Regions from separate parts of the Homo sapiens genome. Here region 2 is linked to region 1. Evidence: read pairs that join two places in POLR2A ChIA-PET (ENCODE). Cell type or tissue: PC-9. All regions are shown on one strand. Links, peaks and the distances in the headings refer to the core of each region. The heading gives the core; the rest is flanking DNA.

Region 1 (2,919 bases), core at 204-2,703:
CTGTGAAAGAATGGAACTGGGAGTTCTTAATTGAAATTGGGAAAGTCTCTGAGGAGTTGAGGAAAATCTAGAGAGTGGGTAGAAATTAGGTAAAAAGTAGACAGAGAAGGAAGCAGCCTGTCCAGAAGCCCTGAGTAGGAAAGATCTTGGGGTTATTGAGGCAGTGAAGAAGGGGGGTTGCAGGTCTGATGACAGGAATTGAGGTGAGACCACGAGGTGCAGGGCCACTTAGGTTGGGCTAAACATTTTGGATTTTAGTCTAAGCCCGGGGGGAACCACTAGAGCATTTTAATGGAGGAAGTAACCCTGGCTGCACTGTGAAATCTGGGTAAGATTCAAAGTTAAAGAAGCCTCGTTAGGAGCCTGTTGCTAGTTCAGAGCAGGTTTAAGAGCAGCTTGACCTGGATGGGCGTGTGAATGGAAGACATATTTTTTAGAAGATTATTTGACAATATTATCAAAAGTCTTCATTTGTGTACATTTTTAACCCAGCATTTCCATTTCTAGGTGTTTATTCTAAAGAAATAATTTAGGCCAAATGTGGTGTAATCCCAGCACTTTGGGAGGCCGAGGTGGGTGGATCACCTGAGGTCAGGAGTTCGAGACCAGCCTGACCAACATGGTGAAACCTCATCTCTACTAAAAACACAAAATTAGCCAGGCGTGGTGGCACATGCCTGTAATACTAGCTACTTGGAAGGCTGAGGCAGGAGAATCACTTGAACCTGGGAGGCGGAGGTTGCCAGTGAGCCTATTGCACCATTGCACTCCAGTCTGGGCAACAAGAGCTAAACTCCATCTCAAAAAAAAAAAAAAAAAAGAAAGAAAAAAGAAAAAAATAATCTCATAGTCCTTAAACATAAATAAGGTAAAACGAAATTTAAAAAAGAATCTCAGATGTGTGTAAAAGTTCAGCTACTAGAATGCTCATCCCTATTATTTATGATAAAAGAAATTGGTCTAAAAGATGACAGTATTTTCAAACAAGTGGAAAGGAAAGAGACACATTAGACTTTAAGGAGGCCATGCCATCCAGAAAGATTTGTTTAGACAAGGAACATCCTTTGTGTGTTTGACTCAGGGCCAGGAACAGAAACTGAAAATCCATAGCAGAGAAGAGATACTCCTGAAACAGATTTGGGGGAAGAGAGATAGCTAGGACCAGAGGAAAGACTATCAAGCACCTTGGTCTAGGAGTGCAGGAGTTTCTGGTATAAAAATGCACTGCAGTTCCACTGTGAGGCTTATTTTTTGGAACTAGCCTGGGAACCAAACCACCTCTTGCAACATTGTTACTGGAGGGGGAAAGCGCTTTTAATACTAAAGACTTGGAAGTGAATTTTTATTATGCAGTCACCACATAAATTCAGTTGCCTACAAAGCTGAGCCTCCTGGAATACCAACTGAGCAGGATGGACTTTTTTGGAAGACACTTTATCCCCTGTGTTCTTCACCCCTACCTCTCTTTCTCTGCCTTCCTCTCCCTCCTCCTTTTTCTCCTCCTCCTTTCTTCTCTGCCTTCTTCCCTTCTCTCCATCCCCCCTTCCTCTTTCCTTCTTTCTCCTCCCTCCCTCTCTTACTTTCTTCTACACATCCCCTAATATTTATATTTTATAATCAGCATAAAAAGCAGCCAAGCACATATAAGTAAATTAGATAATCCTCCTTTTTTCATACTTTTTGAAAGTCTCATATTGCTTCTATATAACAGTATTTGTGTGTGTATGTGTGTGTAAGGAAATATTTTACGCTGTGGTCTTAATGCCTATTTGCAAGTTTCAAACCAAATGTTATGTATTCTTTGTATTTCTAAAAATGTCTAGGCCAGTTGCTGATACAAAGATGTTTAATATGTTGCCTTCTACTTTCCTCACAGTCTTGATGCTTCAGTGAAACGGGTTAACCGTTTCCTTTCTAGTGAATATTTTTTTTTAAGTAGTTTCTTCTTCCTTTGGCTGATTCTCTGAAGATCGTACTTCATAGTTGTGATTAGCTGGAAAATTCCTAGAGGAGTTTGAATTTGTCTTTGTAGTAAACTTGAGGTTCTTGTTTTTGGTATTTCCTTGAGTATTTCCTTTTCCTATCAGTGTAGAAAAACTGTTCTCTAGCTTTAAAGACTTTTCAAAATAGTTACTGAAATTAGCTTAGTATTTTTAAAGTTGTTACTAATCCCAAGGTGCAGTTGCTTTAACTGCATCCTTATAAATCAGGTTTTCAAATCTATGCATATCGTGTATGCATGTATGCTCATGTGGATATGGGTATATTTTAAAATTAGTGATTTTCGTGAGCTTGATGCTTTGCCTGTTAGGCTTTGTAGAGTTAATTCTCAAACGTTCTTAGTTTAGAGATTGTTTTATTCTGGTAAATCCACACCATTTTATGGAGTAAAGATCAAATGTTTGTACTGGATAATTTTTATTCTTTATAGAGTACCCCAAGTGCTTTGTTATGAAGTCACTGTTCTATGAAAATAAAAATTTAATCATGTAGGCTATGAAAAATTGTTTTGGGGTCATAGATGATGTAGTTAAGTTTCACTTCACTTATTAAATATTTATTGAGCTTATTTCAGATAAATCAGCATATCCACCAGATTCTATCTGTATTGACTTAATTTATTGGAAATCCTGGGATAAAAGTGTAGTAATACACCCTTCTAAATATTTGTTATTTGGGTGGTAGAATTAAAAACAATGCAGTCTTAGTGAATATATTTGTTAATATAGTGCTTAATGTCTTGGGATTCATTTTGTTAACTACAGTGGAACATAGGTCTGCATGATATATGTCAGTAGTATATAATTCAGAATCTTTTCAAGCTTTAAGTCATTTGGGGTTTTTAGCAGTTATCTTTTTTATTACATGTCCGTTGGAAGTATAAAATAGAACCATCCATTCTGTTTGTTCTTGGAAATT
Region 2 (2,919 bases), core at 268-2,767, 450 kb before region 1:
AGTGGGACCTTCCCTTACAGGTCAGTCTGCTACTGCATATCTAATATGCACACACTCCTGCTCTGCTCTGAAGTTATGTCAGACAAAGCAATCCAAGCCCCCACCTCCTCAGTCAGTCAATGTTATAGATGAATGGAGGGTGGGACTAGGAAGGAAAAGAGGATGACGGAGCAGATGTGTTCATAAACACTTCTGTACTTGCACCTTGCAGAAAGCATTTTCCCAGAGAAATTGTCACAGAAAGAAAAACGTTTAAATTACTGGTACACTTAAACTGTTGTTATAGCTACTTTGAAAAAAAGCTATTTAGCAATGTCTACTAATACTGAACTCCCATATACCCCATGGCCCTGAGATTTTACTCCCAGGTACATATCCAATAGGGATGTGTACGTATGTTTGCCAAAAGACACATACCCAAATGTTCATGGTGTTGTTTATCATAGTAAAAAAGTAGAAACAACCCAAATATCATTGACAGGAGACTGGTTAAAAAAGTTATGTGTAGTCACACAATATACAATATGTGTATTGTATACATATATAACACAATAACAAGAATGAACAAACTAAAACAATAATATTGATGGTTCTCTCAAATAAAATGTTGAATAAAAGAAACCAGACACAAAGGAATACATGTTACATCATTTCATTTATACAAAGTTCAAAAACAGGCAAAACTAATCTACAGTGTTAGATGTCAGGCTACTATATTTGATATTGTAACCCACAGCATATAGCACCTATATCACTGAATGGAAAGGATAATGAATCAGTTTCTCTTTTTCTTTTCTTTCTTTTTTTTTTTTTTGAGACGGAGTCTGGCTCTGTTGCCCAGGCTGGAGCGCAGTGGTGAGATCTCAGCTCACTGCAAGCTTTGCCGCCCGGGTTCACGCCATTCTCCTGCCTCAGCCTCCTGAGTAGCTGGGACTACAGGCGCCCACCACCACGCCCAGCTAATTTTTTGTATTTTTAGTAGAGACAGGGTTTCACCGTGTTAGCCAGGATGGTCTCGATCTCGTGATCCGCCCGCCTCGGCCTCCCAAAGTGCTGGGATTACAGGCGTGAGCCACTGCGCCGGCTCCATGAATCAATTTTTCTCTTACTTTACATAGAGCACGCTGATTTTTTTTTCTTTTCTGTTAAAGCCTATTTGCGACCCACTACATGGATTTTATGATCTTTAATGGGTTGTGATCTATAATTTGGAAACCATTGTTATTAATACTGGTTAGGCTCCCAGAGTAGCCCAGACGTTACCTAATCTCTTTAAGCCTCAGTTTCCTCCTCCATAAAAAGAAGAAAATAATGGCACCCTTCTCATAGGGCAGTTGCGGGATTGGACGCGTTAATGCACATTAAGCTCTCTCTTGGCACAGTGACTGGCATGAGATCACGCTTGCATGTGAGTGCACATACACACACACACACATACTTTTATTAGTAGTTGTATTTCTAAATACATGCAGGTCTTTCCTTGGGCAAATAAACATTTTAAATCCCTGTTCTCAGGACTCACTGATAACGTGAACTAATCTTCCAGAGGAGACTCAGAGGTGACTCATTACTCTAGGGAAGCCAAGTTCCTTGGTGATTAGGACTTCTGGGATTTCTACCTAGACGTGGGCTTCTTTAAGTTTTTTTCTCTTTTCCCATATGTTCTACTGGGCTGTTTTCTTATCTGCTCTGGTCTTTTGGTCAGGACCTGAGATCATTTGGGCTGGTACAGTGTAACTGTACTTGCACAATCGTCGTTTTTAAGTCATCTTAGCTTGGGAAGTGTTGGCCTCTGCTAAGAGTAAGCCCTCCTACTTGGCCATGAGATCTGACCAGCTCCCATTGCTTCCTCCAACAACAAGGGCTTTATGCTCTCATGCAAAAAGACCAGCTGTCAGCTTAAATTTCCCTAATCCAGCCAGATCCCAACTCAGCCAATCAACAGTCGCTATCTGGGGGAAGCCCATCTGTGAAATGCAGCCGTGCCCTTACTGGAATGACATGTCATAAAAATTAGTTTGGGCACTAATCTAAGGAAGCTTTGTGCTGAGTCGAGGGACTGCGAGGTCCCGGTTGGTGTCCTTCTCTTTGCCAAAGAGCTGGACCAGATGAGAAGTGCCCAGTTTGAAAAGACAGAAAATGCCTCCACTTCCTGTTTCCCTTCACCCTGAACCCCTTGTGATGCTGTCCTTGGGATGAGGGGAGACCCTTACCCACTCCCCCAAGTCTTCTTCTCTGGGTAGCTGGTTCCTCTGTCACCCAAGAGGGCTAAAACGATGGACAGAAATATATCATATTGCTGTTTTTTTTTTTTTTGGTGGAGATTTGTTGGTTTTTAACTGCAAGATTATATTACTAACTCATGTTGGCTTGTTTGTTTAAAAAGGACAAACAAACTCATTCCTATGAGAAAGATTTTTCTAGTGTATGTTTCCCCTCTCATCTCTATAAAAATAGTTGTTCCCAAAACATATTTTTTTAAACTACTGAGAACAATAAAGCATCTAGATTTTCATTTTGTTATAGTATAATGGCCCAGGTGACTTTTCCCCTCAGACCTACTGTCCTGACCTGTTTGCTTCCTCAGTTTACACCACACTCTCTCCTTACTTCCTGACCCTTTAATTATATCCTCCTTTTAGCCCCCGTCTCATGACTACAGAGGGACTTGGGGAGATGGGCAGTCGGTGCTTGGCCAGAGGCAGAACTGAACCTGGCTTGCAGGTGGGTGCCCGCTCGCCTCCCAGCTTGCTGAGCATGGTGGGAAATGTGAGGAGGCCTGGAACCTGGCCTTGACTTCAAGGATCCTGAAACTTGGGTTAGGAAATGGTTTGTGCACACGTGAAGTTTCCCAACCATACATGACAGAATATGAGTGCTATAGAGGACACCAGCATAACAAGGGCATGCCATTGCCTG

What was found. ChIA-PET counts read pairs that join two places held together with the same protein. Peaks named below come from ENCODE experiments on the same cell type or tissue, not always from the same donor. Only the 100,000 strongest peaks of a DNase experiment are listed, where the experiment ranks them.
Region 2: POLR2A ChIA-PET joins it to region 1 with 15 read pairs; 2 of 35 experiments call an interaction of 5 or more read pairs at or near these places.

What each region holds. Positions count from the first base shown.
Region 1 is chr5:56,853,631-56,856,549 of GRCh38, forward strand. All of the region lies in intron 1 of MAP3K1 (mitogen-activated protein kinase kinase kinase 1), which reads left to right. Among named protein-coding and RNA genes, the nearest start is that of MAP3K1, 40 kb to the left of the region's middle. In PC-9, for the core only: no CTCF peak of the experiment used is centred there; no DNase peak of the experiment used is centred there; H3K27ac peaks cover 324 bases.
Region 2 is chr5:56,408,014-56,410,932 of GRCh38, forward strand. No RefSeq gene overlaps it. Among named protein-coding and RNA genes, the nearest start is that of LINC01948, 72 kb to the right of the region's middle. In PC-9, for the core only: no CTCF peak of the experiment used is centred there; a DNase peak (open chromatin) is centred at 1,538.